Regions from separate parts of the Homo sapiens genome. Here region 2 is linked to region 1. The links are chromatin contacts, found by Hi-C in ENCODE. All regions are on one chromosome and are shown on one strand. Each heading gives the region's core, a stretch centred on a gene start or an enhancer-like site at or near the end of the contact. The rest is flanking DNA. Distances are from core to core; before and after follow the strand shown.

What was found. A loop is a pair of places that touch in the nucleus more often than their neighbours do. Pooled maps may share reads with other maps.
Region 2: a map of tibial artery shows a loop between it and region 1 (14-fold over the local background). The contact joins the promoter of TMEM250 here to the promoter of STKLD1 in region 1. A Hi-C loop is called at or near these places in 1 of 168 maps with a recorded cell type or tissue (tibial artery), 1 of 37 single-sample maps with no recorded cell type and 5 of 50 pooled maps.

What each region holds. Positions count from the first base shown.
Region 1 is chr9:133,374,912-133,380,930 of GRCh38, reverse strand. It overlaps STKLD1 (serine/threonine kinase like domain containing 1), which reads right to left and starts at 4,565. Exons shown (of 18, transcript NM_153710.5): 1 at 4,371-4,565; 2 at 1,809-1,895. The coding sequence starts at 4,457. SURF4 (surfeit 4) reads left to right here and starts at 4,871. Exons shown (of 6, transcript NM_033161.4): 1 at 4,871-5,009. The coding sequence starts at 4,962. RefSeq lists silencers at 4,327-4,826, 4,917-5,156, 5,167-5,446.
Region 2 is chr9:136,116,165-136,122,183 of GRCh38, reverse strand. TMEM250 (transmembrane protein 250) reads left to right here and starts at 3,309. Exons shown (of 2, transcript NM_152833.3): 1 at 3,309-3,699; 2 at 5,160-6,019. The coding sequence starts at 5,284. The coding sequence ends at 5,703. LOC107987142 (a long non-coding RNA gene) reads right to left here and starts at 4,392. Exons shown (of 2, transcript NR_165242.1): 1 at 4,282-4,392; 2 at 1-398. RefSeq lists enhancers at 1,907-2,481, 2,482-3,058, 4,212-4,787, 4,788-5,363 and silencers at 2,726-3,115, 3,146-4,195.

The DNA of each region.
Region 1 (6,019 bases), core at 3,316-5,815:
TAGTTACAGCACATCAAGCAAGACGGGAGGCCACACAGTTGCCAGAGCCAAGAGAGGAGGAGGCTGTGGGAATGACATGAAACTATGTTTGCAATATAAAAAGGATGCTATCAACTTTAACGATACCATTCTCCTGAATCCAAAAAAGTTTACAAACGCTTAGGAAAAAAGACTGGAAGAACCCATAAACTCCTACCTACACTCTCTTTCCCCAATTTTTATTTAGAAATAATTGGGTGATATTTTTATTTTTAATTTAATTAATTAATTAATTAATTTAGACAGAGTCTCGCTGTGTCACCCAGGCTGGAGTGCAGTGGCGCAATCTCGACTCACTGCAACCTCCGCCGCCCGGGTTCAAGCAATTCTCCCGCGTCAGCTCCCAAGTAGCTGGGACTATAGGCACCCACCACCATGCTCAGCTAATTTTTGTATTTTTAGTAGAGATGGGGTTTCACCATGTTGGCCAGGCTGCTCTCAAACTTCTGACCTCAAGGGATCTGCCTGCCTCGGCCTCCCAAAATGCTGCGATTACAGGGATGAGCCACCATGCCTAGTCATGGCTGACATTTTTAAAAGCTCCTCAGGCCGGACGCGGTGGCTCATGCCTGTAATCCCAGCACTTTGGGAGGCCGAGGCGGGCGGACTGCCTGAGCTCAGGAGTTCCAGGAGTTCGAGACCAGCCTGGGCAACACGGTGAAACCCTGTCTCTACTAAAATACAAAAAATTAGCCGGGCGTGGCAGCGTGTGCCTGTAGTCCCAGCTACTTGGGAGGCTGAGGCAGGAAAATTGCTTGAACCCAGGAGGCAGAGGTTGCAGTGAGCTGAGATCACACCACTGCACTCTAGCCTTGGCGACAGAGCAAGACTCCATCTCCAAACAAAAAAAAAAGCTCCTTAACTGCTCAGAGGGCAGTCAGCCACACTGCCCCAGTGGCTTGTGAGACAAGGGGGCCAACCCCACAGCCAGCCAGCAAGGGAGCAGGGCAGGGGCAAGGACTCCAGGCCCAGCCATACAGGGTGAGACTGCGGAGCTGTACGGACTGAGGCCTGGCCCAGTAGCAGCTGCTGACAAGGCTCCTCCCGCTGTATGGCCAGCCCTGAACCTGCTGGGTCCCTGCCACCACCACAGAGAGGAGGGCATGCCAGGGACTCTTGCAGCAGCTTTCTCACCCTAGTCCCTCTGTTGATCTGGACCTCCCTGTCTCGGACACACAAAGGGCTGTCTTCCTGCAGGCCTACACCTCCCCATGCCCTGCTAGCCCTGGTGAGGAGTGTGGTGGAAGGGCTCAGGGCCTGGTGTGTGACCTTAGCCCTGTGTGACCTTGAGCCAGTCCCCATCCTCTCTGGGCCTGGCTCCCTTTTGGTAAAACTGGTGACCCAGCACTGGGTAGCACGGTGTCCCCCAGTGAGGTGGCCTGAATTCAAATCCTCTTGGAAATTGTGTGACCTTGCCTAGTCTGGCGCTGCATTGAGCCTCACTGTCTTTGGCTATAAACAGGGTCATTGTTTCTGCTTTACAGGGTTGACGGGAGATGAAGTGAGTCAGTGCCTGGCATACAGCACGTGATGCGTAAATGGTGGGAGGTGGTGGTGTTGGAGTAAAAATTAGCATTGCTTCCCCATCAAGGTGACAGAGCTTCACGCACCCCCACATCTACCCCAACCAGATTAGTCTCCGCAAGTGTCAGCAGCGAGGAATCCAGCTGCCGCATCAGGAAGCTTCTCCAACATGGGAAGAGCTTGTATTGGGGAAAATCACAGTCACAGAACCACCCGGCATGGGATGCACAGGCTTGGCCTCTTACCTGCTTTATCACATGCTTGACTTTGGTTTCCATTTCCTCCACCACCAGGTTCACCCCCAAGGCCCCAGGATTCAGCTGGTACAAAACCTATCAGCAAGGAAGAGAGAAGCTTTCAGGAAATGCACACAACTTTTCCCTTTCCAAAAGCCCAGCTCCAACTCCTTTTCTGGCCCTGCTAACTCCCCTGTCAGGCTGGCAGAGCAAGTGGCTCCACCCCATCTTGCAATAGAGGAAATGGCCCAAGGAGGGCAAGAAGCCTTTCAATGGCAGAACTCTGATCTCACCTATTTGGGGCCGATTCTGGAGCTCTTCTACAACCCTGTATCCCTCCCCCAACCTGCAATGAGGACCAGCTGGGCACTCAAGTGCAAGAACCTCCCAGAGAAAAAGGGCTTATTCACTCTCTATAGACCTCTGTGACCTCAACTTCCAGCATCCACCTCCCAACTGGTTTCCAACAAGAAAGTAACCAATCTTGTGACTGGTACAATCAGGAAGCCATTGTGTGCCTGGCATGGTGCCAAGCACTTCACAGCCACCCTTTGCAGTTGACACCATTGCTACCTCTGTGTTTACATTGGGGAAAACTGAGGCACAAGGAGCTAGGTCCTTGCCTGAGGCTATGTCACTAGAAAGCAGGACACTGCCTGGGGTAACTCTGGGGGTCTGATCTTAGAGCCTGTGATTTGAGCCAAATCTGGAGAGATGGCCACCAAGCCAGAACTCTGTGCAGAGACCAAGTGCTATGGGGCAGGGGGCTGGGCCGGGGATTGCTGGAGGCTGACATTCATCAGAGGATTGGGGGAGGGAGGGCAGGACCCAGAGGAGGAGATATGAGGATGGAAGCCTGAGCCTAGGGACTCTCGGAGCCCATAAAAGTCTTAGGAGTCTGTAATCCAGCCTTGTGAGCAGCCTGCTCATGACACTGGATATTCTAAGCCAGGGGTCCCCAACCTAGTCCGTGGCCTGTTAGGAACCAGGCTGCACAGCAGGAGGTGAGCAGCAGGCAGTGGAGCAAAGCTTCATCTGTATTTACAGCCGCTCCCCATGGCTCGCATTACCACCCAAGCTCCACCTCCTGTCAGCTCAGCAGCAGCATTAGATTCTCATGGGAGTGTGAACCCTATTGTGAACAGTGCATGTGAGGGATCCAGGTTGCATGCTCCTTATGAGAAACAAATGCCTGATGATCCGTCACTGTCTCCCATCATCCCGAGAGGATGGTCTAGTTGCAAGAAAACAAGCTCAGGGCTCCCACTGATTCTACATTATGGTGAGTTGTGTAATTATTTCATTATGTATTACAACATAATAATAGAAATGAACTGCACACTAAGTGTAATGTGCTTGAATCATCCCAAAACCATCCTCCCGCCTCCATCTGTGGAAAAATTGTCTTCCACAAAACTGGTCCCTTGTGCCAAAAAGGTTGGGGACTGCTATTTTTTTTTTTCTTTCTGAGACAGAGTTTTGCTCTTGTTGCCCAGGCTGGAGTCCAATGGCGCTATCTTGGCTCACCACAACCTCTGCCTCCTGGGTTCAAGCGATTCTCCAGCCTCAGCCTCCCGAGTAGCTGTGATTACAGGCATGCGCCACCACACCTGGCTAATTTTGTATTTTTAGTAGAGACAGTTTCTCCATGTTGGTCAGGCTGGTCTTGAACTCCCGATCTCAGGTGATCCGCCCGCCTTGGCCTCCCAAAGTGTTGGGGATTACAGGCGTGAGCCACCGAGCCCGGCCAGGGACTGCTGTTCTAAGCCACAGCGGGCTGAGGGCAGAGCTGGTGTGAGAGCGTTCAAGCTTAGGCAGCAAATTAAACAGTAAAATGGAGCCGTATCTCGAATCAAGTCTATTTTTTTTTCCAAAAGCAGGTATATTCCTGAAACGTCTATTTTTTTTTAATCTGAAAAACAACTTTACTTTAAAAATTATCTGGCCACCAGAAGCTCATCTGCTTCACCTCTGGCAACGCCCTATAGTCCTCTCACACAAAGACAATTCTTCCAAAGTGACAAAAATCTAACCCGCAAACTGTTTCCAAGCGAATGCATTTTTCACAAATGCTGAATCTAACATTTAATAAAGTGTATATATCATGTATAGAAGCATTTAATTAAACATTTACTTTTATTTTGCAGCTTTCCTTTTGTGTTTTGTGAATTTTTTAGGTCTCAAACATTTTCACAGACCCACGCTGCAGGGGTGTTTTTAGGGGACTGGGGGCTCCCAATTATGTACTCGGGATGTTCCCGGGGGTCCTGCCTCGGTGGACCCAAGCGCACAGACCCCAGGCACGAAGGATAGAGGAGCTGCCCCACGCCCTCAAATACTCAGCCAGGGCTGGAGAATCCTTAGTCAATTCACAAAGGGGGAAACTGAGTGGCAAAGGGCACCCAGGAGGTCACCGTTGGAGGCCCCCCGGGTTCAACCTAGGAGCTGCAGGCCGACACTGGCCAGGGCGCGGGCCCCTCGCCGCCCTCGGTCGGAACCGCCGGCCGTAGCTCCAGGGTTGCGACCGTTACCCCACGGAGCTCCCGCCTCCCCGCAGGGAACACTCGGCACCTGGTACTTCTCCATGGGCTCTCCGGGGGACCCTGGGCCTCGCTCCCCCTGCGTGGGGCGCCTGCGATTGGACCCTGGCCCAAGCATGATCAGTAGCGACCGCGTACGGGCGAGCGTCCACCCCTGGCCCCACCCCGCGTGGGTCAGTGGGACCCGCGGGATCCTCCCCGCCCGAACGGCGCCCTCGAGGCACTCAGGCGTCCCTCCCGCGCGCTGGCCCCAGACCCCCAGGTCCCCGCCCCCTTAAAAGGGACGCGTTCCGCCGGGCCGGGAGGGACCGCAGGGCCTGCGCGCGGCGGGCGGGGCCTCCAGCGTGAGAGGCGTGGCGTCGAGCGCGGCGGGCGTGGCTTCGAGCGGATGGGTCGGGAGGCTGGGGATGGCGCGTGGCCCCTTTAAGACGCACCGGGGCGGGCCCGGGCGGCGCGCGGCCCCTTTAAGGCTTGGCCTACGTGGCAGCCGCTGGAGCCGCAGCCGACGCGGAGCGAGGCCGGCCGCCGGGCACTTCCTGTGGAGGCCGCAGCGGGTGCGGGCGCCGACGGGCGAGAGCCAGCGAGCGAGCGAGCGAGCCGAGCCGAGCCTCCCGCCGTCGCCATGGGCCAGAACGACCTGATGGGCACGGCCGAGGACTTCGCCGACCAGGTGCGGCCTGCGGGCTCCTCCCCCGGCCCCGGTCCCGACCCAGGCCGCCCGGGCCGCTCCGGAGTCGGCCTCCCAGCGCAGGGCGCCAGGCCCGGGCCGCCCCCTGACTCCTTGTTCCCACAGGGGGACCCCCCCGCCCGGGCCCTCTGTCCCGGCTGGACAGCCCCAAACCCGGCCTCCGGGCCCAGTCTCCCCTGCCCGCTGGGCCGCTCCCGGAGCCCGGGCCTCGGCGCCCTGCCTGGCTAGCCGCCCCCACCCTCCAGCCAGCCCGGGGCGCGGGCTGTGGGGGTTTCTTCCCGGGCCGGCGGCGCGAGTCCTGGCGTTGGGTCGGGTCTGAGGCTCGCGGGGAGCGCCTCGGCGTTTGGAGCTGCTGGGGGGTCCCCGCACGTTTTTCCTCTCACTGGGGCTCCCGGAGGCGGGCTGGGAGCTCGGGGACGAACGGGGGCCGGGGGTCCTCCCAGAGGAAAGGGGGCGCGCTGGCGTGCGCCCCAGCTACAGGAAGCCACAGCACCTTTTCCTTTTCTCTTTCCCAGATGTGCTGGACTCTTGGGGTCCCTTTGACCCTGTCTGCGTCTCCCTCCCCGTTTGGACTCTGCCCTGGGCTGGATTGAGTGGGGACCTGTACACAGCCTGGGAGGAGGGGAAGCCTATCTCCCTGATAGTCTCCTTCCAGAAGTGTCCAGGTGGCATTCTGAGCAACAGGGAAGCCTTTGAAACAGGCGGTTGGGTAACTGTTGAGAGCATTCGGGAACTGGGTGGACAGGATCCGATCCTACAAAGTGAAGGGACACAACTCCCTTCCCTCTTTCTTGATTAAGCTTGACAGAACAAAAAAACAAAAACAAAAGGTGGTGGTGGTTACGCAGATTTATGCCTTTTACTTCTAAAAGAATCCCGTTATGTCGACAAATTAACAGCCTTATCCCCGCAGGGAGAGCCTTGTGTGGCCCACTTGCCGTTTTTTCCTCGGTTTACTTAATGTGTTCGTGTGGCTTTGCTAGAGTTTTAAG
Region 2 (6,019 bases), core at 2,060-4,559, 2.7 Mb before region 1:
CCCCTTACTGTCCCCTCACCCCAAACCCCAAGTGATATCCCAGCCTTGGAAGCAATGGGCAGCAGCAGCAGGGTTAGCCCGGGAAGCCACCCTCACAGCTAGAGTGGTCATCCCCATCCATGGGCGAGCAGAGACTGGCGGGGCAGGTGGCTGACCAGAGAGTGTGGAACCATCAACACAGACAAGGCGACAAGGGGACAGCTGCACCCTTTGGGAATTCAGGACACAGAACCCTCCTGTAGGGAGAAGCACGTGACTGCGGGCCCAGCCTGAGGTAGTGGCGAGTGGGGGCCCCAGCTTTCCTGGAGATTCTAATACAGGAACATGTTTCAGGACACTCGGGCTGACATGCACTTCTTTTTATTTGTCCAAATCCGGCTTTTTTTTGTTTGTTCATGCTGAAAAAATAAAATCAGAAAGTACAGAAATGTTAAAAAAACAGTAAAATATATTCATCTCTTTAATCCCACCACACATAGATCACCTCTGCAAACATTTATCTGCTTCCAGGACTTCACCCAGAAACGGACACCTAGGAGTACGTCTGTGCTGATGAGGGGTCACACTAGACGTGACTTTGTGAACCACTTTTTTTTTCTTTTTTTTCTTTGTTTTGCGACAGTCTCACTCCGTTGCCCAGGCTGGAGTGCAGTGGCGCAATCTCCGCTCACTGCAAGCTCCGCCTCCTGGGTTCATGCCATTCTCCTGCCTCAGCCTCCCCAGTAGCTGGGACTACAGGCGCCCGCCACCACGTCCAGCTATTTTTTTTTTTTTTTGTAGTTTTTTAGTAGAGACGGGGTTTCACTGTGTTAGCCAGGATGGTCTTGATCTCCTGACCTTGAGATCTGCCCACCTTGGCCTCCCAAAGTGCTGTGATTACAGGCGTGAGCCACCATGACCGGCCTATGAACCACTTTTGACTCAGCCTGGGGGACTGTCTTCTGGGCACAGCTGGCAGTGGGTTCACCTGACCCTGTTTAGCAGCAGAAGCTTCAAGGCCTGTTCCTAATTTTGTATTTTCTTAAGGAAGGTCCCTTAAACCACAGAAGCCTCAGGCCCCACAAAACCTGCATCCGCCCCTGGCTGCAGGACACTCCAGGGTCTGGATGCAGCCAGGGCCAGCCACAGCCTCACTAGCTGACCGCACCTTTAAAAGTACGCGCATTGGCAGCTTTGTTCTGACGGCCACACCCCCCAAGAGACCTCCTTGGCCTTTGGCTTGGGTGATGCTGACCCACATGGAGGGGTCTCTGGCCCAGCAGTCCTGGGACATCCCCTGTATGAAGACCATATGTCTGACATGGCACTTGCCACCCTTTCTGGTCATTTGCCCCTCAGCCTGTCCCTGTCACAAGATGACAGGTGCCTCGAGGGTGGGGGCTCTGCTGTGCCTGTGTCCTTGGTACCCAGAGCAGGGTAGCAGCGTGGGGGCAAGTGCAGGCACGCATGCTGTGCTTCTCTGGGCGGGTGCACAGTGGGAAGCAGGGGGTGTCTAATCCAGAGCTGGAGTCAGGGGACTGCAGGGCAGGGAGGACACGGGAAACCCACAGCAAGGAGCGGGGCTGTGGCTCTGCTCCTCCCATGGCACAGCCACCAGATGGGCCAGGTGTGAGCCCTGATCCATGGACATGCGACCACCCTCACCAGCACGCGAAAAGTCGAGTGACGGGTGACCACCTGCTTTACACGCCACCCTCTATCTGGCCACGGGCGCCATCTCACGGTGCCGGCGTCCCAGCACGAGCCACATGGGAGGGGAGAATTATCTTTGGTTAGTTTGTCTCTAATAGTCCTTAAAACAGAAGACAAAAAATGAAGACAGGCATCAAGATGCTATTATCTCAATGTTTATATATTTAAAATGTTTTATTTATTTTTGTGGAGGCCATGTTGCCAGCCAGGTCGCCCAGGCTAGTCTTAAAACTCCTGGGCACAAGAGATCTGAGGCCGGAATGACAGGTGTGAGCCACCACGCCCAGCCTTATCTCAATAGCTAAACGTGTGGATCTGCCTCACATCTGGAGAGGCAGAGAGGTGAGCCACCAACAGGACTATTGAGGAAGGAAGGAGACCTGTTTATTGATTTTAAGTTTTTTGTAGAGACAGGGGCCTCACTATGTTGCCCAGGCTGGTCTCAAACTTCTGGGGCAAGTGATCCCCCTGCCTTGGCCTCCCAAAGCGGTGGAATGACAGGCGTGAACTAGCGCTTCTTGCCTGACACGTTTCTTTCGGAATATTTGCCGCCAGCCATCGGTAAAGAAAACAGGCTCTTGGCCTTTTTTGCTGTGCTACCTCCTGGTGGCCTTTGCTCGTCCAGATGTTCCTCGAACTCCTGCTCATGTCGGGTAAAGGCGGCTCTCTCTCCTGTGGCGGGGATGGGGCCACAGTGGAGAAGGTAGCTGTGCCAGCCCTCAGGGCGGCCCTGGTCCAAAGGACAGGGGCCCAGGAGCCAGCTCGCCGTCCCGGGAGGCCTGCAGCCAATGACGGGCCTGGTGGGCAGGAGGGCCCAGCCCCCTTGTTCCAGTGCCTTGAATTTGAAGGGCCACCCACTTTACGGTCGCCCCAGGGGCTGCTGACCCTGCCTTCCCCTCCTACCCAGCAGCCACACCCAGGAGCGCTCCCCAACACATTCCTCGCTGGAAACCCCCAGGACAACCGCCAGCCTGTACGAACCAGGCGTGAGGACACTAACACAAGTCCCCTTCCTTCACTGGGGGGCGGCGGGGGGGCGGCCCTGGGGCTGCTGCTGGGCCTGCTCGTGCTCCGGGGCTGTCCCTACTTCGGCTGCCGACGTCGCCGCCGGCCCACCGGGCCTCGCAGCTACACACCCGATCCGTGCCGCCCGGGTCCGCGTGGCGTCAGCCGCCCCCACCCTTCCCCGCCCTCCTGGAGCCTGGGGGGCGCCCTCATTCCCGCCGCCGCCCTGTCCTCCCAGCCCCAGGCCGCGCAGGAGGCCTTCGCACACGGCCCCGCGAGGACCAGACCTGCTCCCGGTCCCTGGGCCGCCCACCCCCGCCGGGAAAGCGGCTTCCTCCGGGGCCCGGCCCCACCCCAGCGACGGCAGCAGCGCGCCGGGTCGCAGACACCTCAGTCCGGGGCCAGGACCACGGTCAAGCCCTCTGCTGGGGCCAAAGGACTGCTCCACGGAAGCGCGCCTGCGCACTGCCTCTCCACGGGATGCGGTAGCGCGTGCGCGGAGGCGCGGCCCAGGAACGGCAAGCGCAGGCGCAGAAGACCAGGCGCGGCACCGAGGGCGTTCGGGGGAGGGAACGCTACGGACTGCTCGCAGCGTGCGCACGCACGCACGCACGCACGCCCTCGGGAAGCGACGAGTCCGGGACGCCCAGCGCGGGCCCGGAGCAGGGGGAAGGGAAGTGCGGCTCGGTCGGCGCGGGTGGAGGGGGCGTGAGGCCGCCCTACGGTGGCCGTCGAGGGACGGCGCTACGGCTCCCACGCTAGGCCAAACGCCTCCGGCGGCCGCGCCCGAGAGCCCCTTCACCTGCAGGGCGACCCCAGCCGGCGACGCGTGAACCACGCCCTCAGCCGCCTTGCCAGCGCCCCCAGCCGCGCGCCCCAGCACCATGCGGCCGCCCTGCGCACGGAGCCCCGAGGGACAGGGGCACCCGCAGGCCCGGCCCCTAGCACCGCCGGCCGGCCCCGAGGTCCGGGACGCCGGCGCCGCCGCGGAGAGGGCACCGGGTGAGCTGCGGTCGGGGACCCGGCCTAGGCGGGGGCCGTCTCCAGGGCAACGCGCGGCGCGGGACCCGGAAGTGGCTCCGGCAGGGGCTCTGCAGCCAGGGGGCCCGGCGCGGCGCGGCGCAGGCCCGGTGCTCACGCGGAGTTGGCCGGGGCCCGTTGCGTCTCTGCGGCCCCGAGGAAACAGTCCTGGGTCCATGGGCCGGGCCGAGCGGGCGTCTGCAGAAACGCAGGGACCCGGATGGAGCCGCGGGCCGCGAGACCCTGCGGGGACACAGCTCCGCCGAGTCGCGTTTGAGTGGCACCGCCATGGCCGGGGTCCCGGCCGGGGCGAGCTCCAGGCCAAGGCCGGCCTTAAATAGGGCCGCTCTGGCCCCTGCACCCCGTGGAGGAGCCGGGCGGAGGGAGAGGGCGAGGTCGGGCCCCTGCGGGCACGGGAGGGTCAGGCGGCCCCGGCCCCTCCCTCCTCCGCCCTGGCCAGGTCCCCACGGCAGGGCCCCAGGCTGAATCTGAAGGCAGGCGAAGCTCTTGGCAACAGTCCCCTGTAATGTTACCAACTTTCCTGCTCAGATTTTATTTCCTGACCTTTGAGTTCATTCCGTCTACAGATTATTTCGGCAAGGTATAAACGGCCTTTACTAGGTGAAGCTGGAGAGCCAAATGCCGCCTCTGCTCTTTGCAGCCCAGTCTGTAAGGGCCGCTGCCAGGCCCCGGGCCGACCCCACTGTGCACGCCAGGCCCAGCCCCTTCCCTCCCACAGCTACCCACAAAGGCAGTGCTATTGGCACCCCCATTGGACAGAGCAGGAGCCGTCTTGGGGTCAGGTGACCTGCCCAAAGTCACTGCTAGGGAAGGACAGTGCCAGGGTTCAGGCCCAGCAAGGTGACCCCACGGCCCCCGAGCCGTCCATCTGGCACCCAGCAGGTTGCTGGAGTCACCTGCTCCCGCCGGGCTCGTTTTCGGTTCACCTGCGAGCCCTGGAGTCCCTTTTCCCGGCCCTGTGGTGGCTTCTTGCAGATGCCATTTAAGGGCTTGCATCAGCCCTGGGTCAGGCAGCCGCAGAAGACCAGGGCAGTAACGGGCAAACTGCCTAAGAGCAGAGTGTGGTCCAGCTAGTGGGGAGCTGCGAGGATCCTGCAGGAAAGAGCCACTCTTGCCCCTTCCCATCCGTTTTGGCATTGACCACTTCCGGGGGCCTCCCCTGGCCACTGTCCCCAAGGCCCCCTTTCCCCAGTGCTGCCCTAGAACAAGCACTTTGGCTTCCCCAGGTGGTGGGCCCCTTGGAAGTATCCTTGGGAGGGTTTGTGGAAAAGAGCCCAGGAGTGCCTGCAGATCCCGCCCTGGACTCCATTTTCCCGTAGTCCTGGTGCTGGAGTTTGTGTCCACTTTCGCCAGCTGATTGCCTGGGGAGGGATCCGCATGGTGTCCTCATACTGACGTGGGTTTTGCGGCTCTCCCCGCAGGCCGACGCCTCCCCCCAGGGTCAGCTGCGGGCTCCCAGGCCTAGGCGCCCATGACCCCTACGCCAACAGCCGCCTGGACACCGCCGCCGCCACTGCGACCTAGCGCCGCCGCCGCCGGGGCCCAATGCCGGTCATGCCCATTCCGCGGCGGGTGCGCTCCTTCCACGGCCCGCACACCACCTGCCTGCATGCGGCCTGCGGGCCCGTGCGCGCCTCCCACCTGGCCCGCACCAAGTACAACAACTTCGACGTGTACATCAAGACGCGCTGGCTGTACGGCTTCATCCGCTTCCTACTCTACTTTAGCTGCAGCCTGTTCACTGCGGCGCTCTGGGGTGCGCTGGCCGCCCTCTTCTGCCTACAGTACCTGGGCGTTCGCGTCCTGCTGCGCTTCCAGCGCAAGCTGTCGGTGCTGCTGCTGCTGCTGGGCCGCCGGCGCGTGGACTTCCGCCTGGTGAACGAGCTGCTCGTCTATGGCATCCACGTCACCATGCTGCTGGTCGGGGGCCTGGGCTGGTGCTTCATGGTCTTCGTGGACATGTGAGGGCCGTGGGTGCGAGCTTGATGTATCGTCCCGGCCTGTGGCTGTGTTCTCTCCATGGGTGGGGTCGGCCAGCGCCTTCCCTTCGCCCATCCCCCAGGCAGTCGCTGCTGCCCGGCGCCCACGGAGAGAAAAGAAAGGGCTGAGACTTCTGTGATGGGGGCGCGGACACCACCCCTAGGCTGGCTTCCTGGACCCACCCTCCCCGTATGCACTCTCAGGGGCAGCGCCCACCTGCCGGTGGCTCCTGCTCACATGTCTTCGGGTCGTACTGCGGGGTGGGCCCTCCGTTCCGCCTCTCTGTGGGCCTCTCTCCAGG